Regions from separate parts of the Mus musculus genome. Here region 1 is linked to region 2. A link is a contact called in ENCODE POLR2A ChIA-PET data. All regions are on one chromosome and are shown on one strand. The core of a region is the stretch at or near the end of the contact, and the rest is flanking DNA. Distances in the headings are between cores, read along the strand shown.

Region 1 (6,780 bases), core at 2,842-5,341, 61 kb after region 2:
TTATTGGGGAATTGAGTCCATTGATATTAAGAGATATTAAGGAAAGGTAATTGTTGCTTCCTGTTATTTTTGTTGTTAAAGTTGGCATTCTGTTCTTGTGGTTGTCTTCTTTTAGGTTTGTTGATGGATTATCTTCTTGTTTTTTCTAGGGCGTGGTTCCCGTCCTTGTATTGTTTTTTTTCTGTTATTATCCTTTGAAGGGCTGGATTCGTGGAGAGATAATGGGTGAATTTAGTTTTGTCGTGGAATACTTTGGTTTCTCCATCTATGGTAATTGAGAGTTTGGCTGGGTATAGTAGCCTGGGCTGGCATTTATGTTCTCTTAGTGTCTGTATAACATCTGACCAGGCTCTTCTGGCTTTCATAGTCTCTGGTGAAAAATCTGGTGTAATTCTGATAGGCTTGCCTTTATATGTTACTTGACCTTTTTCCCTTACTGCTTTTAGTATTCTATCTTTATTTAGTGCATTTGGTGTTCTGATTATTATGTGTCGGGAGGAATTTCTTTTCTGGTCCAGTCTATTTGGAGTTCTGTAGGCTTCTTGTATGTTCATGGGCATCTCTTTCTTTAGATTTGGGAAGTTTTCTTCAATAATTTTGTTGAAGATGTTTGCTGGTCCTTTGAGTTGAAAATCTTCATTCTCATCCACTCCTATTATCCGTAGGTTTGGTCTTCTCATTGTGTCCTGGATTTCCTGGATGTTTTGAGTTAGGATCTTTTTGCATTTTCCATTTTCTTTGATTGTTGTGCCGATGTTCTCTATGGAGTCTTCTGCACCTGAGATTCTCTCTTCCATCTCTTGTATTCTGTTGCTGATGCTGGCATCTATGGTTCCAGATTTCTTTCCTAGGGTTTCTATCTCCAGCGTCGCCTCACTTTGGGTTTTCTTTATTGTGTCTACTTCCCTTTTTAGGTCTAGTATGGTTTTGTTCATTTCCATCACCTGTTTGGATGTGTTTTCCTGTTTTTCTATAAGGACTTCTACCTGTTTGGTTGTGTTTTCCTGTTTTTCTTTAAGGACTTGTAACTCTTTAGCAGTGTTTTCCTGTTTTTCTTTAAGGACTTGTAACTCTTTAGCAGTGTTCTCCTGTATTTCTTTAAGTGAGTTGTTGAATTCCTTCTTTATGTCCTCTACCATCATCATGAGATATGCTTTTAAATCCAGGTCTACCTTTTCAGGTGTGTTAGGGTGTCCTGGATTGGGCGAAGTGGGCGTTCTGGGTTCTGATGATGGTGAGTGGTCCTGGCTTCTGTTAGTAGGATTCTTACGTTTACCTTTCGCCATCTGGCAATCTCTGGAGTTAGTTGTTATAGTTGTCTTTGTTAAAAGATTGTTCCTCTGTTGATTTTGTTACCCTCTATCAGCAGGCGTGGGAGACAAGCTCTCTTCTCTGAGTTTCAGTGGTCAGAGCAGTCTCTGTAGGCAAGCTCTCCTCTCTCAGGGAAGGTGTACAGTTATCTGGTGTTTGGACCTCCTCCTGGCTGAAGGTGAAGGCCCAAAACAGGATCTTTCCCAGAAGCTGTGTTGCTTTGGCCAGGAAGGTGGCCAGTTGTCTGGAGTCGAAGATGTCGCAGCCTCAGAAGCTCTGTGGCTCTTGCCGGGAAGGTGGCTGGTTGTCTGGAGCTGAGGATGGTGCCGCCCCAGAATCTCTGCGACTCTCTCGCCCGTCCCAGAAACGGCTGGCACTCTGTATTCCACACGGTCACCCGTGCAGCCTGCCCTCCGCGGAGTCCCGGAGCCAAGAAGGCTCCCGCCGGCGCCTGTGCCACAAACCTCTCAGGCCAGGCAGACCCCGTGCTCTCACCAGGAAGGTGGCCGGCTGTCTGGAGCTAAAGATGGCGCCGCCCAGAAGCTCTGCGACTCTCTCGCCCGTCCCAGAAACAGCTGGCACTCTGTATTCCACACGGTCACCCGTGCAGCCTGTCCTCCGCGGAATCCCGGAGCCAAGAAGGCTCCCGCCGGCGCCTGTGCCACAAACCTCTCAGGCCAGGCAGACCCCCGTGCTCTCACCAGGAAGGTGGCAGGCTGTCTGGAGCTGAAGATGGCGCCGCCCAGAAGCTCTGCGACTCTCTCGCCCGTCCCAGAAACAGCTGGCACTCTGTATTCCACACGGTCACCCGTGCAGCCTGCCCTCCGCGGAGTCCCGGAGCCAAGAAGGCTCCCGCCGGCGCCTGTGCCACAAACCTCTCAGGCCAGGCAGACCCCCGTGCTCTCACCAGGAAGGTGGCCGGCTGTCTGGAGCTGAAGATGGCGCTGCCCAGAAGCTCTGCGACTCTCTCGCCCGTCCCAGAAACAGCTGACACTCTGTATTCCACACGGTCACCCGTGCAGCCTGCCCTCCGCGGAGTCCCGGAGCCAAGAAGGCTCCCGCCGGCGCCTGTGCCACAAACCTCTCAGGCCAGGCAGACCCCGTGCTCTCACCAGGAAGGTGGCCGGCTGTCTGGAGCTAAAGATGGCGCCGCCCAGAAGCTCTGCGACTCTCTCGCCCGTCCCAGAAACAGCTGGCACTCCGTATTCCACACGGTCACCCGTGCAGCCTGCCCTCCGCGGAGTCCCGGAGCCAAGAAGGCTCCCGCCGGCGCCTGTGCCACAAACCTCTCAGGCCAGGCAGACCCCCGTGCTCTCACCAGGAAGGTGGCCGGCTGTCTGGAGCTGAAGATGGCGCCGCCCAGAAGCTCTGCGACTCTCTCGCCCGTCCCAGAAACAGCTGGCACTCTGTATTCCACACGGTCACCCGTGCAGCCTGCCCTCCGCGGAGTCCCGGAGCCAAGAAGGCTCCCGCCGGCGCCTGTGCCACAAACCTCTCAGGCCAGGCAGACCCCCGTGCTCTCACCAGGAAGGTGGCCGGCTGTCTGGAGCTGAAGATGGCCGCCTCCTTCCCTCTTGCCCCATCCCTACTTTGGAGCCTCTGAACAGGTGATTTTCTTAAGGGTCTTCTTAAAGTGTTGTCTTTCATTACTCCACAAAATAGGGTTCTTGCACTCCCCTCTGTTGAGATTTGAAAGTCTAATCGAATCAAAACATAATCTCGCTCATCCTGGGTTTTCATCAATAGCTTCTGGCTCTTTCTTCGCCACGGGGTAGTGTCAGTTGCCGGAGAAGCAACATAGTTTTAACTCTCACTCTGTTTCTCTCCACCCGTTGTTGTCGTCTCTCCTCCTGTGAAGTGGGTGATTTTTATGTAGAAAAGGTCCAGTGCCACGATAGCCTGGGTCTTTCTATTAATGGAAGGTCCAGACTGAGTCTTTCTTCCCTTCCCCCAAGAAAACGATGTGCTTCCCTGGAGACAACCATTCCGTGCTCTGCTTTTCCCTGGAGGGCTGCTCCTACTCCTCTAATCAAGGCTGAAGCATTTCCGGTGCTCTCTCAATCTACTGTTAACAGCCATCACCTGCCGGAGGATCTGCTGACAGCTTGGCACCAGCAGGCCTTTGTGGGCTTCATTGCCTGTGCTTAAGTTTTTTTTTTCTAAGACCCCAGGTCCCTTTAAGAAGATACTGGAGATATCTAGCCCATGGGTTATTTATTTTAACCGATTTATTTTTTATTATTTTTCCATACTATATATTCATATGGGCTATTTAAAGACACCCAGAGGCTGCAGCAAACTAGGCCCTTGAGCAAGAACACTATCTGTGCATAGATCCCAGTGTAACTGCCCTACTTATAGACATACTGACATGTACCTGCTACCACTGTGGTAACTATGTTATTGGGGGCTTTGTGTAAATCATGTAGTCTCTGGTACATAATTGCAAACCAACATTATCTTTGTGCTTTGGCATGTCGTATATGTTCCTAAAGCATTAAATGAAAACAACAAAAACAAAAAATGAAAACACTTGAGACTGTAATGAGACCAATTAACTTCACCCATGCTATGACTTGCATGTTTTGCCAATACATGATGGAAGGGGTTAACAGGAAGCCCTGTTTGGCTCAAGAGTAAAATGACTCCACAAAGACCCGAAGTGGCTGAAGAAGAGAAAGATTGCTAGACTTTGTGTTCGCATGGTCTCTGGTGTTGCGGTCTACTGCACACAGCAGGCAGTAGAAGTGCTGTGTGGAAGTGCTGGCCTATGGAGAGGGATGGACCACAGCAGCACGGGGGATGGACCACAGTACGGGAGACGATTCCAGCTGGGGCTTCTCACAGTGGATGTCTGGAGGCCAAGGCTGCAGGGAAGGACCTTATGTGCTGCATGTGTTTAGCTGCTCTCCTGATTTTGTTCTACATGTATCAAAAACACAAAAAAGACCATCTGGTGTCTTGAAAGGAAAAATAATGGGAACAGAGGGTGGTAGGATCGTGCCAGCATTGCTGTATTTATGGGGTGGACTCTTTTACTCGCCTCTCGTTTGGGGGACTGACGTTGAGGGTTGAGCAATCATGAACCCAGAAAGGTTATTTTTTAATGAACACAGCCTCATGATAGCTTTTATGTATAGGACTTTTTTTTTTCACTTTTAAACCAGAATGCTTAGCTTTGCCAAGAACTGCCCATGCTTCTTATCTCGAGAGCATAGTTTGCATTTTAGTTATGAAGTGTCTAGTAGATGTCTCAGGGTTGGACTAAGGTCATAGCAAAGCTAGCCTTGGCTTTGGTCAGTGGCTTAACATTCCTTTAGCAAAAATACCACTAACATTTGCAATATCTATAGACTGTGCTCTTTGTGGTGCGGTAGGCAGAAAGATAATACCCCACCTATAGTGATTTTGATAGTTTGTAAATGTTTCTTCTCTTATTTAAGTGTAAACCCTGAAAACTGGGAAGGTCAGGTCATGGCTGTGTTATTCCTCCTCTTCGCTGTCTGACACGTGGATTGTACTCTCAAACAATTTTTAGTAGAAAAGACAATTTGGTAGATCCAACTGAACTCTTATCGAGTAGATTTTGGAGGTGCTGTGTTGAGATAGATTTGCCATTGTATCCTAACATAGCAGAAATAATCCCATGTATCTTTTTTGAAAAATGTTTTAAAAATTCTTTTCTTTGCATGGGTATAGTTGTTCGTATATGTGCATGTATACCACATGCAAGCAGTGCCCATGAGATCAGGGTACCCTGGAACTGGAGTTAAGGAGTGGTTCTAAGCCTCCGTGTGGGGCCTTGAAATCAAACCTGGCCTTCTGCAAGAGCAGCTTGTAGTTTTATACAGAGTCATATATTCAGCCCTCTTTGAATCTTTTAAATTCTGTTTTAAGTTGCTTATTGTAATCTAAAGGAAGACATTGTTTGAAGGATGCTTTGTTCTTTCCTACCTCCCCTGGTAGACTGTGGGCAGAGACGTTATCTTTCTTGTTGTCCTCTGCATCTCCGCTACAAAAGGGAGCATCTTTCTGAAAACTCTGGCAGTCATCAAAAGCTTGTTGAATGAGTGTGCTATAAAAGCAAAGACCAGCACTATTTCATTCATGTATGAACTGTCATAGAACATGCCTAAAGTCTACTTGGAGACAGACAGGGTCATTATTAGAGAACTTACAAAGATTAAGTTGGGCCATGAAAGATGAGTAAGAGATAAAGATAAGAAGAGCCAGTGAGGCTGGAATGAGGGACCATTCTCATACAGAAATCTTTTCCTTCTTCTTTCTTCTTCCCTCCTTCCTTCCCTCCCTCCCTCCCTGCCATTTGCCCTAGTTACCCGAGATTAAACCTTTTAGGCAAGCATTCAGCCACTGAGCTATATTCCCAGGCTATTATAAGACTATAGTCACAGATGGATGAAGTACAAATGTACTATATTTTACCAATAAACTCTGTGTGATGCTGAGGTTGGAGCAGGTGATGGGTGTCAGATCTGAAGGCTCTTAATGGATAAGGACAATTTGCTTTTGTTGATAATAGTATTACTGTTAATTTAAAGATGGCCTTTCATGGTAAGTTCTTATGATGAATGAATTCCATACAATCACCTTATTTAGCCAACAGAGCAATCTTATTACAGTGAGCATGTCCTAGCTTAAAAGTTTGACGAGTGTGTGAAACCTGTTCAGCCTCATAGTCAGCAATGGATTCTATTCTTGGTAGGAACAGAGGTCCACTGAGCCCAGGGTTTCTCTGTGACTGTGGAAGTGGGATGTATCCCCCTTTGTTTGCTGTTGTATGCATGTCTGTGGGGGTGTTGGCTGGTATGTGTTTATGTGTTTGCATGTATGTGTGTGTGTGTGTGTGTGTGTACATGGGTGTTACTTTAACTATATGTGCACTCCTGCATGTGGAAGCCTGAGACTAATACCAGGCATCTTCCTCCATCACTAATTTATTCATTGAGGCAGGGTTTCTCGGTTGAACTTAAAGTCTGAAAATACAGCTAATCTAGCTAACCAACTGGCCCTGGGGATCCCTTTTCTTCCTCTGAGCCCTGAATTTCAGGTGGGTTGTTATGCCCACCTGGCAATCGTAAGTAAGTGGTCATGTAAGTGTGGTCTTTGCTTTCCTCACATTTGCGTCCTCCGGCTTTAGGGTGTTCTTCATACTGAGATAAATGGGCACCATGTTTGCCACATTCCAGGTGCTCTAAGGTTTGGGAAGAAGAATGTTGCCCACTTACAGGTCTGGTCACTGCATCTCTTTTAAGATGAGTCTGGTGTCATAAGCATTAACTCTATTGATAAATTTGGTGAGGCTTGGATCAATGAATAATTCTCGTGTCAGCTGAATGCAGGCAGTGTTTTGGAGCTGATCTACAGTGATGCAATCAGTGGGAGATTGGGGGAGGGGCAGGGGAAGAGGAGGAGGTGGTGAGAACAGGATGCTGATTAAACAGTAAGTTC
Region 2 (6,704 bases), core at 479-2,978:
ATGATCTACTTAAATTACTTAGAAACAATGCCTGGGCCACAGGACGCACCCGTGTGATGCCCCTAATGGTTAGGTTGAGCACTAAATATGCAATAATTGTTACCTATTTTGCCCTCTATTGTTCTTAAAGTTTCACGAGAGGAGGCAAGGCTGTTGAATCACGTAATAGGAAAAGAGAACAGGCAAACATTAATGAGTATTGAATCCCTCTCTAGATGGCAAACCTGGGGTAAAGAGTTCAAGGTGATTTGCCTAAGGGCTTAGAGGCTGCTCCTAAAATAGGAGGGGCTCCTTTAAGGAGGTGGTGATGGAGGTCCCAATGGGCAAGTGCTTAGTATAGGTACAGGTTGGAGTTGCAAAGGAGACCAAAGTTAACCTGGCTTGTCCTGTTCTTTGGCCTTATACCTGCTGTATACAAAGAGGTTACAAACCCAGAATCAGTGACACTCAATAGCATGCTGTACAGAAAGCAGGTAGGCTGAGCTCTGTAGAACCATTTGTTTTCATTACAAGGATTACTGTTAACAGGTCTTTAGCGGTAGCAGACAGACCCCCATTTAGGATGTTATGATATATTTTGGCGCGCTCTCATATCCTGGCACAGTGCCTGGCCTGGCACCCAGATGACACCCGGGGAACGTTTGTGGAATGAATACGTGCAGTCTAGTTTGTAGGGTGGGATGGGGAAGGAGACAGTAGGATAACTTTGCCTGTGATGCAAACTCTTCTTCCCAAGACCAAAGTTCTATGCACTTTGCAGCCTGGAGCCTACACTATTTTCTGGTGTGTGGAAATCCATTTCAGCCCAGAGGCTTGGGTTGAAGACTTGCAGCACGCCTCGCCTGGACGCACTCATCTTAGTATAAGCAGTTTTCTCTGAAGCCCTTATTTTTTTGGTTTGCGGTTTATTTACTTTAGCGTTTACAGATTCCAGGAGCATAGGGGTCTTAGAAGCGGGGTCAGGACCGAGGTCGCGGTTTGTATTTCTTTCCTGCTTCGCGATCACAACATCAGCAAGTCACAACATGGTTCCTTTATTTGCTCACTCGTCAGGGTAGCGTTTCTTTTACCTCCTACCGGGCGACGAAAGACAGACCCAGCTCGAATTCAGAAAAGGGCTCTCACACGATTACCCCGCATCCTCAATAGCAGGGACCACCCCATTTCCAGACTTAGTTTTTCATGCAGACACTAGCAGGATCCAATAAAAAACTAGACCAGATTTAATAAAGACAAACTTGTTTCTTTAATCCTTGACCGCAAACACTGGCGTTTTTGTGCCTCGGATTTCTGAAATTCTTGGCTCCAGGACACAGGGCGCGCGGGGGTGGGTAAATAGCTTGTAAAAACTTCCCGAAGCAGTAATCCGAGCTCTTCCTCTCTCTCCGGACCCTAGTGACACCTGACTTTAGGAAGGGAAGATACAAGTCAAAAGAGAAGGGTTCACAGAGGTAGGGGACATACCCAGTGGGTCGGGCTTGCCAAACCTGGGGAGTCCGGTGTTCAGACACAAGTTCGCAACCCGAGCCTTCAGCCTGGGCGCCTCTTCCCCCTCCCACCCCTGGTCAGCGCGCGGGAGTCTATTTAGAACCCAGCCCCGGAGCCCAGGGGATTCTGGGACTTGTAGTCCCTCTGCGCAGCCCCAGGCGCCGGCACGACCTGGGACTCGGACTACATTGCCCAGGGAGCTTCCCGGCCTATATAAGCGGTCGGGCGCTGCTTTAAAGTGCAGTAACCATGTGGATGTTCTGCTGAAGCGTTTCCTCAAGCCTGCCGGGGTGGGAGGAGAGGAGGAGGTGGTGGTGGTGGAGGAGGTGGAGGCAGAGGGTGGAGAGAGAGAAAGCGCACGCCGAGAGGAGGTGTGGGTGTTCCGCTCCCATCCTAACGGAACGAGCTCCCTCTTCGCGGACATGGGATTGCCCAGCGGCTGCTAACCCCTCTCCTGGTCCTGATCCCCCAAACCGGCGTGGCTCCCCGGTCACCAAGGTAGCTGCTGGGGCCGGGCAGAGGGCGCGGGGAGTTGGCACTAGCTCCCGTGCGCAGAAGTTTTTGCCCTGATCACCGGGAGTTCTTGGTGGCTTTGGTGGCTTTGCATGCACTTGGCGTGTATTTTGGGGCTTCTTTCCCTGTGAACAGTTTTGGGGGGAGGTATATATTTTTTTTCAGGCTTAAGTAACCCCAAACGTCCTCGACTCTAGTGACCGGTTTCAACCTCCTTCCCCGTATTGAAATGGCATTCCCCCAAGTTGGAAACGGTTGGAGTGTCTGCAGGAAATAGTTTTTTTTCCCCCTGGGGGGGGGTATTTGAGGGGGTCATATGAGTTCGCTCAAGGAAATAATCTTTCTAAAAATGTAGCTAGCCCTGTTGCGCTGCTCAGCTGGTAGGATAATGCATGCGTGGGGGTCCCCGTGGGTTAAAAAAAAAAAAAAGGAAGAAAACCGGAGGAAGGGGGGGGGGGGCGATGAGGAAAGAAGTGTGGACGGAGCTCGTGCCCAATGAGGACGCGGGTTTCACATACTTGGCCTCCACGCGGGGAAACAAGTGCTTTGGGATCTCAACACGTCCCTTACTTCCATCCACCTTCAATCCCCATCCGGCGTGTTCGAAGTTTCTGCGTGTCTGATCTTTCTGGCCAGCTACTGACGGGAAATAAGCATGCTGGGTTTGCTTTTATTTGGGGGAAAGAGATCCCTCCGACTTAGCTGCTAAATTTGGAGGGGAGTGGGATCTGCAGGAAAAGCGGAGGCTATAAAAGTCAAAACTTGGATTTGAGAATTTCTGATAGACCCTCGCGAGATCCCCTACTCAGTCTTCTTTCTTTGTTAAATATTTAGGAGCTGATTACAAGGGACCAGGATTTGCATCCTTGGCTGGGCGTCCATTGGCTACAGAGTGCCTGACCTGGGTCAGGTGAGTGTGCGAGCCGAGTGCTGTAGTCAAAAATGGGTTTTTGTCCTAAGCATTTTCTAAGTCCTCTTGTAGCTGCCATAGAGGTAAAGTAGGGAAAAGAAAGACACCGTGGTCAAAATTGGTCATGGTCTTGGGTGAGTAAAGGTCTAGTGACAGCCACTTTTGAAGGTCGCTCAGAAGTGAAGCATGGCGGGGTGAGGGGGGTGGGGTGGGGAAGATGTCGGTAAGCGACCACAACGTGCAGTTAAAGGGACTGTAAAGTGGGTGGTCCCTTACCAGCCTGAGAGGAGCCCTCATTAGTTTAATTCCCAAAGATGCAGAACTTTTCATCTGCCAAGATCCCTAAGCAAGAGTGAGATACCCCTCCCTTTCACAAACTGTCACTTTGTTCTGTTCGGTTGTGGGCATGCCTGTACCCAGAATGGGCTGGGCTGCAAGAAATGAAAGTGACAAATTGAAAGAATGAGAACTTAAAAACGGGAAGGAAGAGCTTAAAGAATACTACAGTCGCTTCCAGGGTTTCACTGGAGCCACCTGAATGTCAAGGAACCCAGCGGGCTTCTCTTGCTTTGGGACCTGTTCCTGGATGAGGAGCTGAGGGCAGGCAGCATTTCTGTCAGTATAATGGCATATTTAAAACCATCACAGCCCGTTTCTAGAAAATAAAGCTTCTGTAGGTACAGGTGCCACTATGGTTTCAGGTTTGGCCATTGGATTTTGTTTTTGTTTTTGTTTTCCTAAAATGTCTGGGAATTGAGTAAACAACAAGTTAATAGGGGTGGGTGGTGAGCTGTGGGCAGCTGGTCCTTGGTAACTTCTTTAATGTCCTAAATATTTAGCTGTTCCCTGGGCTACAATCTTTGGGCTTTTCTAATTAGTGAATAAAAGCCAGATACTTCATTATGGTAGTAGAATGCTTTTGTTTCCTGTTGATAAGGTCCTCAGGAATACTGGCAGAGCGGGAAACATTTGGAAGGGAAGGCTAGTTCTTCTGTGGACTTAAGTCTATGTTGATTAAAGCTTGGGGTCAGCCTTCTCTTTGAAGTACATTACAGACGAGGTTAACTGGTCCACAGACTCTTCTCTATCTTTTGCCTAAAAATAATGAGGCTGTTCCATTAGGTAGTAGCAAGCCAGCTGCAGAGCTGTATCCCAGAAGACCTTAGATGTGGGTAAAGAAACCAAGATACAGAATGAAGTCACTGGGCAGCCCGGGCAGTAATGTGTACCGCTTGTGTTTAAGTTTATGGAGAACTGGGCGGGGGGTGGGGGGAGATGCTAGGAAAAATAGTAAACATATTGATCTTAATGCATTAACTTATTTATGTCTTACCAACAATGTACAAGCTATTCTTAGTTTGATGTATGAAGAAAATGATAGCGCCATTGGCAGGGATAAAAGACTGTAGGTATTTGTAGGAGGATTTGACGTTGGGCTGAATTCATTTTGGAAAGCTCTGTGTTGAAAGCTTGAATCAGGACAGTTAAGGAAAACCAGAGGAAAGCCAGTGTCTCCGTGCAGCCTTAGGCCTGGCTCATATCTGAAGTATAGCGTGGTCATTCACATCACGGCACCTGAGCAGGTTTGAAGGAGTCAGGTGTGTCTCTACGTGAATAATTGGAGAGCTTAAACCGCTTTAGTTTTACCTGTGGAATGTTGGTAGCTTGTCCTGTGGCCTCTGGCTTGCCTGGCAACTAGTTGTTGCAGTGGTTTTCTTCTCCATTCCTTTCTTTCTTTCCCCATTTCTTTCATGGATGTGTGCATTGCATGAGTATACGGGGCAAGCACAATCTGCTCTTGACTAAATCAATTCGGAACAGAAAATCTCATCAAGATTTCCTTCTAACTAAGCAAGGGAAGTTCTTTATGTTCCAAATGAATCACTCCGGCCTCTCCATCGAAGCCCGCCCAGGAAAGTCACTGAGGCATTATTACCCATGCAAAAAGGTGGCTCCTTTTGCCAGCCTCCCTTGAGGAATGGGAGGAGCAGTGGTGGCTTAGAAGAGAAATAGGTTAGTGCCACAAGAACAATCTGTTGACTTTGCCCTCAAAGTGGTTTCAGCTGCAAAAACACTAGACCGTGGAGGTGGGGTGGGAATGGGACACTCTGGAACTAATTCAATGGTGTGCAAGGAAAGGACTTGAGAAAACTTCACATGGCTTCTTAGCTAATAATGATCTCATGGAGATTCTGTTCTACTTTTTTTTTTTTTTTTAAATACAGGCAGCTCTTTTAAAACAAACCAAATGAAACAACAGATACCAAATACGAACAACAGACAAAAAAAAAAAATCTTCCAAAATAAAAGCAGTCCTGGAGTTAGGTTTCTAGGTCAAGCTGTCCTTGGATACTTCTAATTAAGGAATCTACACAAGGACAGTGTTCTGTCTTGTCTGCTATTGGTTTGATGTTTTAAAATAAAATGCATTGCACTTACAGATCCCTGATACCTAGAATTGCATGCAGTTGTGTTAGCTTTTTTTTTTTTTTTTTTTTTTTTTTATGTTTTGCTGTTGAAGTTTGAGGACTACACTTAGGCTTGAAGTCAATGGTATGAATTACAGTACTTGTGTGGGTCCTTCTACCTGTTAGAGTGTCCAGGAGTGTTCTGAGAAGATTCCTAGTGGGAAAGGAGCTAAATGAACACCTGAAGCCGCCACCTGGTAGACCATGAGATTCCCTAGGCTGCTCAGAGTTGAAATCAAAGCTGTCGGTGAACCCGTGGACCTCACTGACTTTCACCCTGCTACAATTGTTACCATTCGTGTGTCTCTGTGTTGCTGAGTCCACAGATTTCTTGAATACCTGCTACGTGCCAACTGTGCTCTAGGTGCCTTGGGTATGGCAATGAGCAATCAAGTTGGTTCCTCGGGGCTTTAGTAGGAGCCAGTGGGAAGTGATCAGCGAAAACAAACAGGTATCGTAGTATGGCAGGTGCAGAGAGTTGTGGAGCAAAAGTCAACAAGGAGGGGATGAACAGAGAATAAGCGAGTGGACAAGATGTGGAAAAATGGGAGTGCTTGTGTATTGTTGGTGGGAATGCAAGAGATACGTCTTAGATACAACAGCATGGTAGCTCCTGAAAATATGAAACAGAATTATTATATGATTTGACGGTTCCATGTGTAGTTCTCTGAGGAATTTGAAGCAAGAACTGAAGCAGTTGTTTGATATTGAAAGTGACCTCACTAATGTTAGCCTAAAGGCCAAAATGAAACCCCAAAGTATCTATGGATATATGAGCGAAAACCAAAGTGCTCTTTATATGTTCAGGGAGCTGTTAGTAAGCCCAGAAAAGGAAGAAACTTGGTTCCCAGTGTATTCAAACCAAGGACACACTTTGTAACTGAAAGAAGCCAGGCATCAGCAGGTACACATTGCATGATACACATAGTGTAAAGTGGCCCTCATGAATATTCAGATTGATAGAGCCAGAATGGGGACTGATGAAGTTCTCAGGAGCTACAGAAAGGGGAAGGTGGATTAAAGGACACAGGCTTTCTGTTTTAAACATTAAAAAATCCTGCAAATTGATATGTATTATCTAAATAAAAAATGAAAAACAAAAGTTTGAAGGGTGTTAAGGGTGTATTAGGGTTGGGAGGTAAGGCAGGGTTCTTCACTGTGGTGACATTGAGGACAGCGCTGAAGGAAGTGAGCCAGATAACCATGTAGATGTTCTAGGAGTCCAGAGCAGAAAGTGCAAAAACCCTGAGGTGGATGGAGGTGGGCATGTTGGAGACAGGGCTCAGGAGGCTGGAGTGGCTGCAGGTAGGCAGCAGGGGGAAGCC

What was found. ChIA-PET counts read pairs that join two places held with the same protein, here RNA polymerase II (POLR2A).
Region 1: POLR2A ChIA-PET joins it to region 2 with 26 read pairs in Patski. The contact joins the enhancer-like site here to the promoter of Itpr1 in region 2. POLR2A ChIA-PET finds 5 or more read pairs at or near these places in 3 of 5 experiments (Patski and embryonic stem cell).

Annotation. Positions count from the first base shown.
Region 1 is chr6:108,270,345-108,277,124 of GRCm38, forward strand. The region is part of intron 4 of Itpr1 (inositol 1,4,5-trisphosphate receptor 1); the gene reads left to right. Among named protein-coding and RNA genes, the nearest start is that of Itpr1, 61 kb to the left of the region's middle. Within about 2 kb of position 4,092, at least 1 of the 3 ENCODE cell types and tissues checked has a DNase peak (open chromatin) inside an H3K27ac peak, as active enhancers do.
Region 2 is chr6:108,211,368-108,218,071 of GRCm38, forward strand. Itpr1 (inositol 1,4,5-trisphosphate receptor 1) reads left to right here and starts at 1,729. Exons shown (of 62, transcript NM_010585.5): 1 at 1,729-1,986; 2 at 2,836-2,911. Gm38872 (predicted gene, 38872) reads right to left here and starts at 1,551. Exons shown (of 3, transcript NR_167935.1): 1 at 1,488-1,551; 2 at 1,239-1,406; 3 at 889-1,073.